2 separate regions of the Homo sapiens genome follow, and region 2 is linked to region 1. The links are chromatin loops, found by intact Hi-C in ENCODE. Cell type or tissue: dorsolateral prefrontal cortex. All regions are shown on one strand. Each heading gives the region's core, and the rest is flanking DNA. Links, peaks and the distances in the headings are about the cores only.

Region 1 (5,368 bases), core at 146-5,145:
AAAGATAAAAGTGAAGACAACAATAGTATGTGTAAGTTAGATGGGTTATATAAGAATTAAAGCATTGTAAAGTCCTTAATTAAGAGAATGAATATATTGATTAAATTTAGATTTTGTTAATTTAAGTATACATATAAAAAAATCTATGGTTAACACAGAAAGAATAAACAAACAATAGGAAAAGGAAAAAAGAAAAGTTAGTTCAAATGAAGGCAAGAAAGGGGAAGGAAGGAAAAAGCAGAACCAAAATAAGATGGTCACAAGAAGTCCAGGCAGATGGAAACAAAAAGCAAACATGAGTGGTAATATGAGAGAAAGTGGAATTGAGGGTTAAAGCACTAACTAGAAAAAAATGGACATTACATAATGATAAAAGCCACCATTTATGAAAAAAATAGATCTGTGTCCACAAAACAGTGCCGCAGGTAGACATAAACAAAAGCTATTCTAAATGGTAGGAGACTGCAGCCTGACCAACATGGTGAAACCCTATCCTACTAAAAATACAAAAATTAGCCAGGCATGGTGACACATAAATCCCAGCTACTTAGGATGCTGAGGCAGGAGAATCACTTGAACCCAGGAGGCAGAGGTTGCAGTGAGCCGAGTTCGAGCCACTGCACTCCAGCCTGGTTGACAGAGCGAGACTCCATCTCAGAAAAAAAAAAAAAGAGAAGAAAAGAAAAAAGAAATGGTAGGAGACTTTGATTAAAATATAGATCCATGACCAGGCACAGTGGCTCACGCCTGTAATCCCAGCATTTTGGGAGGCCAAGGCAAGTGGATCACCTGAGGTCGGGAGTTCAAGACCAGACTAACCAACATGGTGGAACACTGTCTCTACTAAAAATACAAAAATTAGCCAGATGTGGTGGCGGGTGCCTGTAGTCCCAGCTACCTGGGAGGCTGAGGCATGAGAATAGCTTGAACCCAGGAGGCCAAGTTGCAGTGAGCCGAGATCACGCCACTGCACTCCAGCCTGGGCAACAGACTGAGACCCTATCTCGGGGAAAAAAAAAGATGCACACACGTATATGTATGTGTATATATTTATGTATGTGTACATGTATACACATATCAATATGTGTAAACACACATATACAAGTATAGTGGGAAATGTCAATATATACAATAAGATACACTAAAATCTTCATACTTAATAGAAATATATCTTTATATCACCTGAGTAGGGATTCATTTTTTCAAGTCCATGGAACACATTCCTGTTCTTAGCCATAAAGAAATCCTTGAGGATGTCTTTATTTATTTTTTATTTTTATTTTATTTTTTGAGACAGAGTCTCACTCTGTCGCCCAGGCTGGAGTGCAGTGGCATAATCCTGGTTCACTGCAACCTCCACCTCCCAGGTTCAAGCGATTCTCCTGCCTCAGCTCCCAAGTAGCTGGGATTACAGGCATGCACCACTACACCCATCTAATTTTTGTATTTTTAGTAAAGATGGGGTCTCGTCATTTTGGCCAGGCTGGTCTCAAACTCCTGACCTCGAGTGATCCGTGCCCCCACCCCCCTCGGCCTCCCAAGGTGCTGGGATTGCAGGCGTAAGCCACCGTGCCGGGCCGAGAATATTTTTTAAACAGGCTTTACCAGCAAATCCTCTAAACATAATCCAAAACAATTGGGAATAATTACTACAGAGATAACCCAAAAATGTTTACAACTTCAAAATTAAGAGACACATTCCTAGCTTACACCTAGCTCAAATAGGAAGTTTTACAACGGCATATTATCCTGCAAGTAATAATAATAATAATAATAATAAAGGACGTTTCATCCCGAAATCTGTGTGAATCCTCAAAAACCAATACTCACAGGAAATGTTAGCACTTTAAAATGCTTTCGTTATTAAAGTAGGAAGATGAGCCAAGCACATCAAAAGAACGAATATGTTGTATTCATCCTAAGAAATTAGGAAAGGAAAACGAAATTATTCAAAAGAAACCAAGAAGAGTAACTGAACCAACACAAAAGCCACACTGATGGAAGGGAGGAGTGGGTCTGCGCCGCGGATGGGCGCTGTGATCAGATGGCGTTTCCTGAAGATGCTGCTCAAGCTGGAGAATGTTCTAGAGAGAGGGTGCAGTGGGTGCAGGAAACTACAGCCTGCTGTCACGGCCAGGCAAGCCACACGCCCATGATGGGGGTCGAGAAGAGCCCCAGTGGGCAGCGTGGGGACTGGGTGGCCACTGGGAAAGGGAGGCTGCTGCAGAATCAGATTCCGTGGGACTCGGGTGAGATCCCTCAGAGGACGCCCTCAGAGCCACAGGTGTTGTTCAGCAGTCCCTGATTGGCACACAGACGGCTGCAGGTGTGGAACAGGCCACTTGCGGAAGCACAGGAATGGAGGCCGGTTGGTTCATCTGAGCAACAGGAGGGTGTGTGCCCGCCGGCACGTGGTCTCCAAAAACGCAGTGTCCTGGCCACAGTGAATCTGAGAAGCAACCATCATTTATGAAAAGGCATGGCTCTCTGGATGCACTTATCAGACATCCACATGCGTAAGTCCAGAAACCGTCAGTGTGAGCACAAAGGAAGACGAAGGACCACGACGCCAGCATCAACACGCCACGGCGAGCTGACAGAAAGGACGAGGGACAGAGGAACAAGGAACTCCCCCGTGACCCCGAGACCTGGGGGCCTCAGGCCTGCTGTGAGTGGGTTTGGCCCCTCCTGCGTGGGAGGCAGGGGCAGTCCCTGCTGCACGGGGTGAACACAAGGTGAGCGTGTTGGGTTGGTCTCCATTGAGGCTGCTCAGAAGGGAGTTCCATTCATTCTTCCCCGGTAACATCCACAGGGTCCTTCCGCATCAGCACACAGCTCCCCACTGCGTGGTCCTGTTCTTGAACTGATGGCCTAACATCAACAAAGCCTCTGAGCCCTGAGACCCTCCTCTGGCTGGGAGCCACGGTATCCATGGCAACCATGGCTGACACAGAGGACGATGCGGACATCGTGGGAAACAAAGCCACATCTGAGTGAAACGCGCAGAGGTGCGGGTACCGGGGTACAGCGCGTGTGGGGCGCCCCCACGTGGTCAAGCAGGATAGAGGCGCATGCGTGTCCCGCAGGGAGTGTGGAAAACTGGCCCAAGCTGGAGTGTCCAGAGGACCATGCCTAAGGAAATGATTTTGTCACATTGTCTCTCGCAGCGCCCTGGCTTCTGGCAGTGACCCTCTTCATCCTGTACCTGTGCTGGGACCCTCTTCCTCCCGTGCCTGTGCGGGACCCTCTTCCTCCCGTGCCTGTGCGGGACCCTCTTCCTCCCGTGTCTGTGCGGGACCCTCTTCATCCCGTGTCTGTGCGGGACCCTCTTCATCTCGTGCCTGTGTGGGACCCTCTTCATCCCGTGCCTCTGTCTGACCCTCTTCATCCCGTGTCTGTGTGGGACTCTCTATTCTGTTGGGCCCAGGGAACACAGGGATGAGTTAGGCTCAGCAGCCCCTTCTTTCTAGGAGTGTATATGACATCCGAGTGAGTGTGTCTAGCTGTTGGAGTTACACCATTCAACTAGTGATTTAATATAATATTTTATGGTAAAACAAAAGCATACTATCTGTAGAGTGGAATGAATAATTTACAGGAATTTTTAAGGTCAAACAGAGACTTTCAAGGACTTTTACACCCAGAAGGGTCATTTTCCACCCCTTTGTACCCCCAGGGACCCGTATTTCCCTCTTCCGTGTTGGGGATGCTTCGGTGCAAATGTTTGAAAAGTATGTCCTGGCTCTAGAATCAGAAAGATTCTGCCTTTGACATATGAATTTGGAGGAGCACAAATGTTCGTCCATAGCATCATTTAATCTCTCTAAGCCTATTTCTCATCAAAAAAGTGGTGATTTAAGTCTATATACCCACAAGGCAAAGAAACCCGAAATGCATTCCTAAACTTCTTAGGCCTCTCGGATTACAGCTGATACTCATCATTGGCAATAATTATATTCTGTAAGGTCCCCTCAAAGACTGAACTAGAACTAGTGGATACTGAATTATTGCTTTTAGGGAAACTTGGGGTCAGGGTCCTGTGAGCCTCTGGTCACATTTTTTTTTTTTTTTTTTTTTTTTTAGACAAAGTCTGGCTCTTTCGCCCAGGCTGGAGTGAAGTGGTGCGATCTCGGCTCACTGCAACCTCTGCCCTCCAGGTTCAAGTGATTCTCCTGCCTCACCGTCCCAAGTAGCTGGGATTATAGGTACACACCACCACGTCTGGCTAATTTTTGTATGTTTAGTAAAGACGGGGTTTTGCCATGTTGGCCAGGCTGGTCTCGAACTCCTGACCTCAGGTGATTCACCCACCTCGGCCTCCCAAAGTGCTAGGATTACAGGCGTGAGCCACCATGCCCAGCCTCTGGTCACATTTATTAGTCAATGAATAAACAATTCTCCTTTATGTGTGTTTCTGTTTAAATATACATCATTTTGTGTCTATTGCTGATTAATTATCTCATGCCTGCACGAAGTGTATCTAACACATGTGTTTTCTCCATGGGGCAGGTTCTTGTGCTTAGAACAACAGATAGCACTTTAGTGCTATTCTGGAGCCAGGGCCATTTTAAACAAAATCACCTAGAAGAAACATGAAAATGCAAAACCATAGCACCAAATAGACTTCGAAAAAATGTGTTTATGACATAAGAGCTGAAGCAAGATGGCAGTTCCTTGTTCAGCCTCAACTGGGAACATACATTCAAAGCATTTTTTTTTTTTTTTTTTTTTGGCCACTGGGCCTGTCCATAAATGAACTCAAAAGGCCCTGACTGGCCGGGCGCGGTGGCTCACGCCTGTAATCCCAGCACTTTGGGAGGCCAAGGAGGGTGGATCACAGGGTCAGGAGATCAAGACCATCCTAGCTAACACAGTGAAACCCCATCTCTACTAAAAATACAAAAACAAAATCAGCTGGGTGCGGTGGCACACGCCTGTAGTCCCAGCTACTCGGGAGGCTGAGGCGGGAGAATGTCGTGAACTCAGGAGGCTGAGCTTGCGGTGAGCCAAGATCACGCCACTGCACTCCAGCCTGGGCAACAGAGCAAGATTCTGTCTCAGATTAAAAAAAAAAAAAGGCCCTGAGTGCTGATTTTGGATTTACAAATACATTTAAGCAAGTTGGCAAATTTGCAAATACAGAATCTGCATATAATGAGGGTGAGGATGAGCTGTCTGTGCAGCTCGGGTCCCTGTGACCCTGTGACTGGCTGTCATCTGTTTGGGTCACTGAACATTTTGCAGTTGTTGGATGTGGGGGCATGAGGGTGGTCTCATGGGGCTCAATCTGCCCCAGCCTCCTCTCAGTCTTGGCAAAGCCATGCTGGAACACTGAGAACTCGATTTTTCTTTTCTCTGAAAAAAATAT
Region 2 (5,368 bases), core at 128-5,127, 120 kb before region 1:
GTGACTGAGCCTTTGGAGGGCCAGGAGCCCTGGGGTTTCAAAATCTAGGGTGTAGGTGAGCCCCTGGCCAGGGGAGATTGGAGTCGGGTGGGAAGAGCAGCCTGGGGAGCTCAGCAAGCCTTCAAGTTCAATGGAAAGGTCTTGGCCACAGGCTGGCTGGCGTGGCCAAGGACAGCTCTGTAACATTGCTGGAGCTTGTGATCTGAAGGTTGGCAACAGTGTTTGAACTCAGGGCAGAGGCAGAGGGCTGTGGGTGGGTGGGGAGCAGGAGAAGAGCGCCAAGATGTGAAGGTGGAATGTGGCTGGCCTGGCTGCAGTGGGGCTGCAGTGGGGCAGGCGGGACCTGGCAGTGGAGGCCCTGGGGTGCTTTACCACCAAGAGGCTGAGGGGCTTCTGGGCGTGATCTATGAAGACCACACCCTGCAGAGACCAGCGAGAGGCACTCAGATGTGGGCAGGGCTTAGGCTGTGCTGAAGAGAGAGCCAGAGAGGAAACCTCCAACCCTCGTCAGGCCCAGAGGTGCCCCTGCAAGAGGAGCAAGTCCTCCCACCAGCCACCTAGAGCTGAGCCCCAGCTCCCTTCTACCCCAAACCAGGAGGTTGCACAATTTTGGTTTGAGAGGAGGACCAGGAGGCTGATGGGAGTCACAGTTGTTGACTCAGTGGCTGATGGGAATTGTGTTCTACACTCCTCCAAGGACTGATGGGAGTTATAGTTCTCACCTTTTGGGGGCTGATGGGAATTGCAGTTTCTGCCCAAGGGACTCCAGTTATCAGACCTAGAGATGGGGAGACCCATTCTCCCCTCACAAAGCCCTCCCCTCTCATTCCCATGGGCCCTATTTAGCAGGTGCTTCCCTCCCAGATGGCTGTGTATGTATTTTCTTTTCTTTTTTTGCTTTCTTCTTCTTTCCGTTGTTTTGTTATTGTTTTAACTATAATAAGAGGGCCAGAGGCAGTCAAGCCCTGGCCAGGTCCTGGCGGCCCATGGGGGTTCTGGGGAGGGGGAGGGGGGAAGTCAGTGGGGGTCAGAGGTGGAGGGTGAAGAATGAGAAAGTTGGGGAGTTAGGCTTAGCTCAGGAACCATGTGTCCCTGCCCACTCCCCTCCTTCCTTGCCCCTCCCTACCTCCCTGCCTCTACATGGCTTCTCTCCACCCCTCCCAGAGTCCTACGGGACAGGACCCTGCTCCAGTGGTATCCAACTCCTCCCTGCCCACTCTTCCTCATGGGCCACCTCACCTCCCACTTTCGATGTCTCGCCTCCCGTGGCCACCCTGCAATTAGCTTTCCAAGCCCCCTCCCGTGGCCGTCCCCTCCCAAGACCTCTCACCCATGTAGCAATCCCTACATGGCTGCCTGTCATGTCCCTACTCTCTAAGCCCTCCTGCCCACTGTTCCTCCCTCCCCGACATGCTGACACCAAGTGGTGGAAACCACCCCTCAGCCCCAGCCTGCCCTGTGCAGAGTTCAGCTTTGTGTTGAATGAGGGGGAGAGGGACAAGTGAGGGCGGAGAGAGAGTTCAGGAGGAGGCAGGATGCGCAGGGAGCAGAGAGTGAGGGAGGGAGATACCGAACAGATAGACAGAAAACGTTGTACGGAAAAGTTGTTTTTTCTTATTTTTTTTCCGGGAGAACCCGCTTACACAGCTCTGTTTGTAATTTTTTTCTTCATGCTAAAATCACACGGCCTATTTGTTGATGTAAGTTGCCTGAATTCCGTGGTATGCTATCTTCTTTTTTAAAAACAAAAGCAAAAAAAAAAAAAAAAAGCAAAAAAAGAGAAAAATCTAGAAAAAAAACCCTAAAAGATATTGTTGTTAGGTTTGTTTAAATGCTGCTGTTGTATCTGTTTTTAAAGCCTTAAACCAGTAGAGTTTTTTTTTCTGTTTCTTTTCAATTTCCTTTCCTTTCTGTTCCTTTTGATTTCTTAAGACAAACAAAAGACCAAAACCCAGAGAGTCACAGAGCCCGTGCGTGGGGTGCCCAGGGCATCTGAGCCGCTGCCCGCTTAAAGCGCAGTGCTCGGCCGGCTGGCGGGCGGGCCCAGCCCGCTCTAGTCTCCGCCAAAGCCAATTGGAACCGATTTGGGTGTGTGAGGCTGTTGTTTCTCTCTCTGTGCCGGCCGCCTGCGCCCTGGCCCTCGCTGACGCCCTCTCTTTTCTCTTCTCTCTCTTGTTCTAGGAGGAGAGTTAATATTGCCCATTATCACGGAGGACTCCTTAGACCCCCCTCCCGTGGCCACCCGATCCCCCTTCGTGCCCCCGCCCCCTACCTTCTACCCCTTCCTCACGGGAGTGGGCGCCACCCAAGACACGCTGCCCCCGCCCGCCGCGCGCCGCCCGCCCTCTGGGGGCCCGTGCCAGGCCGAGCGGGACGACAGCGACTGCGAGGAGCCCATCGAGGCCTCGGGCTTCGCCTCCGGGGAGGTCTTTGACTCCAGCCTCCCCCCCACGGACGACGAGGACTTTTACACCACCTTTCCCCTGGTCACGGACCGCACCACCCTCCTGTCACCCCGCAAACCCGCTCCCCGGCCCAACCTCAGGACAGATGGGGCCACGGGCGCCCCTGGGGTGCTGTTTGCCCCCTCCGCCCCGGCCCCCAACCTGCCGGCGGGCAAAATGAACCACCGAGACCCGCTTCAGCCCTTGCTGGAGAACCCGCCCTTGGGGCCCGGGGCCCCCACGTCCTTTGAGCCGCGGAGGCCCCCTCCCCTGCGCCCCGGCGTGACCTCAGCCCCCGGCTTCCCCCATCTGCCCACAGCCAACCCCACAGGGCCTGGGGAGCGGGGCCCGCCGGGCGCAGTGGAGGTGATCCGGGAGTCCAGCAGCACCACGGGCATGGTGGTGGGCATTGTGGCGGCGGCGGCGCTCTGCATCCTCATCCTCCTCTACGCCATGTATAAGTACCGCAATCGTGATGAGGGCTCCTACCAGGTGGACCAGAGCCGAAACTACATCAGTAACTCGGCCCAGAGCAATGGGGCGGTGGTGAAAGAGAAGGCCCCGGCTGCCCCCAAGACGCCCAGCAAGGCCAAGAAGAACAAAGACAAGGAGTATTATGTCTGAGCCCCCGGCACTGCGCCCCACTGCCAGCTGCCCCTCCTGGGAGGGCCCGGGAGGAGGGTGCCACCCTCTCCCTGCCAGGGGCCTGGGGACCCTCTCCCTGGCTGCCTCAGGCTTCTCTTACGAAGAGGAAACGCAAAAAAAGAAAAGGAAAAACCCCGTGCTCGCCCCCTTCCTCCTGCCGTCCACTGCGCGGCCTCGTCAGTCCCGGGGCTGACTGTCCCTCTCAGCTCTGCGCCTGCCAGGCAGGGCACGTGCTCACAGCCCTGGGTTGATTTATTTTTTTAAGGGGGTAGTTTTATTTTGGTGGGGTTGGGTGGGAAGGAAGGCTGGGGGTTTTGTAAAGTGTCCACTGCTCGTCCTGTTAATTTTCCTCAATTTTTCTTCTTCTTCCTTCTGTCCCTCCTGCCTTCCTTCTCTTCCCAAGCCCTCCAATCCCCATCCCAGGCTTGCTGTGTCTCACTGTCCCCACCCTCCTTCCCTACTTCTTTTTTTGTGTGTCTGGTTTCTCCCTTCCTTTCCTCCCTTTGGGTTTCCAGAGTCGGTGGGAGAAGGGCGGGAGGGTGGGCCCGAGTGGCCCAGTGGGTGGGTGGGGTGGGGTGGGGCAAGTGCCCCAACTCCCCTCACCAGGAGAGGCACCTGCTTGGTGCCGCCCAGGGAAGGGGCTCAGGCCTGACGGAAGGCCTGTTCTGTGTGTGCCGCCGGGCGACGTGCATTGATGGGGAAGCTGCTGGAGGAGCAGGGGTGGGGGGTGGGAGGGAGGGGAAAGGCAAATGCAGATATATATTACAGACAAATACTCTAGATTCCACGAGCAGCAGCCTGTGGCACCCGCTGGGCGCGGGCAGCAGGGAAGAGGGAGCAAGGCATTGTCCACAGACTGCTGGGGTCACTTCTTTGCCCACGGGCTCCCTGCTCCCCCAGTTTTTTTTCTCTCTTTGTTAACAAATGTGTCTGAGTCTTGGAAAACACCCCAACCCCGGAAATGTGTGGGAAAAAGAAAACAAAAACTTTCCAAATTCCAACGGTCCTGTGCAGTTTTTTTGGGGGTGGGTGCTGTTAGATCCTGGCTTTTGGCTGGGGTCTGGGCCCACATGGGGGCCCACAAGAGCTGGTAAGTTGCTCCCGAACTTTTGGGTTGAGTGTGGCTTTGGGTTCCTGGGATAACTTGTCTTTGTCTCACAGTGTCCTGTATCCCTGCTGGGCTGAGGAACGGGCGGGAAACATGGCTGGTCTCTGGCCGGTTCACAGACCTTAGCTTCTCAGAAAGGCAGACAGATCCCTGGAGACCTTGTGTTGCCCCCTGATGGCTACTGGATCCACACCTCGGGGCATGTGTGCCCGGGCACAGACCTGGGTGCGGGACAGATGCTGCCTCATCCTTCAGCAGCCCTTGGAGGGAGGAGGTCATTCCTGGGCTTGGAGACCTTCAGTGGCTGCTCCCAGGTCTCGAGGTGAATGAGTGACTGAGTCCCAGTGGTCTCCTGCTCTGCCTGACTCTAGAGTCTGTGCTCCTTCCCCTTCCTCTCTAGGGATTTGGACCCTGGTACCCTACCTTCCCCCAAGTCCACTCTGCTTGACTGGGCAGCTGCTGGGACTGAAGGTGGAACCAGGGCCAGCCACCTCGTCCACCGTTGTTTACTCCTCTGTGGAGACCCTAACAGGTCCATGGTCCGGAGATGCTAAGAGATGGATCTGTATTTGTTAAGCCTCTCAGTCGCAAGGGACAGATAACCACGTGTACAGCATTGTCAGGAGAGGAGAGCGAGGAGGGTTGCGGACCTCAAGGATGGCAGTGGTGGGGCGTTGCACCACCTGGCTCATGAGACATGACTCAGCCATGCTGTGTCACTCAGGGTCCCCCCCTCGATCGGCTTCTCAGCCCTCCCCTCCGCCAGGCTTCCTCACACCCTTGGCTTGCCATCCCCTCCACTGCCCGATTCTGCATCTTGATTTTCTGTCTGCAGGGGGCTCTGGCTGTTGGCCAGCTCATCCTCGAGGCATTTTGCTGTTCAAAAGCCTGGTCCATCTTTAGGCCTGGCTGCCTCCATGCCTGCAGGAGCCCCACCCTTCAGCTGGGGAACATCCCTTAGTGGGAGTGGCAGGTCCTGACCTGAGCAGCCTCCAGCTATCTCCAGAGGCCAAGGTCAGCCTCATCTCCTTCTCTTCCTTCTCTCCATCCCTGAAGGAGGCTTTTGTCTTGGGACCCTCCCCACCATGGTGCCTCTCAGGACCTCTTGAGATTCCTCCTGCAAAATCCTAACAAGGGTGAGAGAGCAGAGCTCCAGGTGTGGATTTCTATG

What was found. A loop is a pair of places that touch in the nucleus more often than their neighbours do. Peaks named below come from ENCODE experiments on the same cell type or tissue, not always from the same donor. Only the 100,000 strongest peaks of a DNase experiment are listed, where the experiment ranks them.
Region 2: a loop joins it to region 1, with 1.9 times the contacts of the local background. A loop is called at or near these places in 1 of 110 quality-filtered maps.

Annotation. Positions count from the first base shown.
Region 1 is chr11:64,487,667-64,493,034 of GRCh38, reverse strand. No RefSeq gene overlaps it. Among named protein-coding and RNA genes, the nearest start is that of LINC02724, 41 kb to the right of the region's middle. RefSeq lists an enhancer at 2,543-3,044. In dorsolateral prefrontal cortex, for the core only: a CTCF peak has its summit at 3,037 (motif pointing left); a DNase peak (open chromatin) is centred at 3,044; H3K4me3 peaks cover 420 bases; H3K27ac peaks cover 491 bases.
Region 2 is chr11:64,604,896-64,610,263 of GRCh38, reverse strand. It overlaps NRXN2 (neurexin 2), which reads left to right. Exons shown (of 23, transcript NM_015080.4): 23 at 2,182-4,090. The coding sequence ends at 3,068. Among named protein-coding and RNA genes, the nearest start is that of SLC22A12, 16 kb to the right of the region's middle. RefSeq lists an enhancer at 4,666-5,368. In dorsolateral prefrontal cortex, for the core only: no CTCF peak of the experiment used is centred there; a DNase peak (open chromatin) is centred at 2,052; H3K27ac peaks cover 1,650 bases.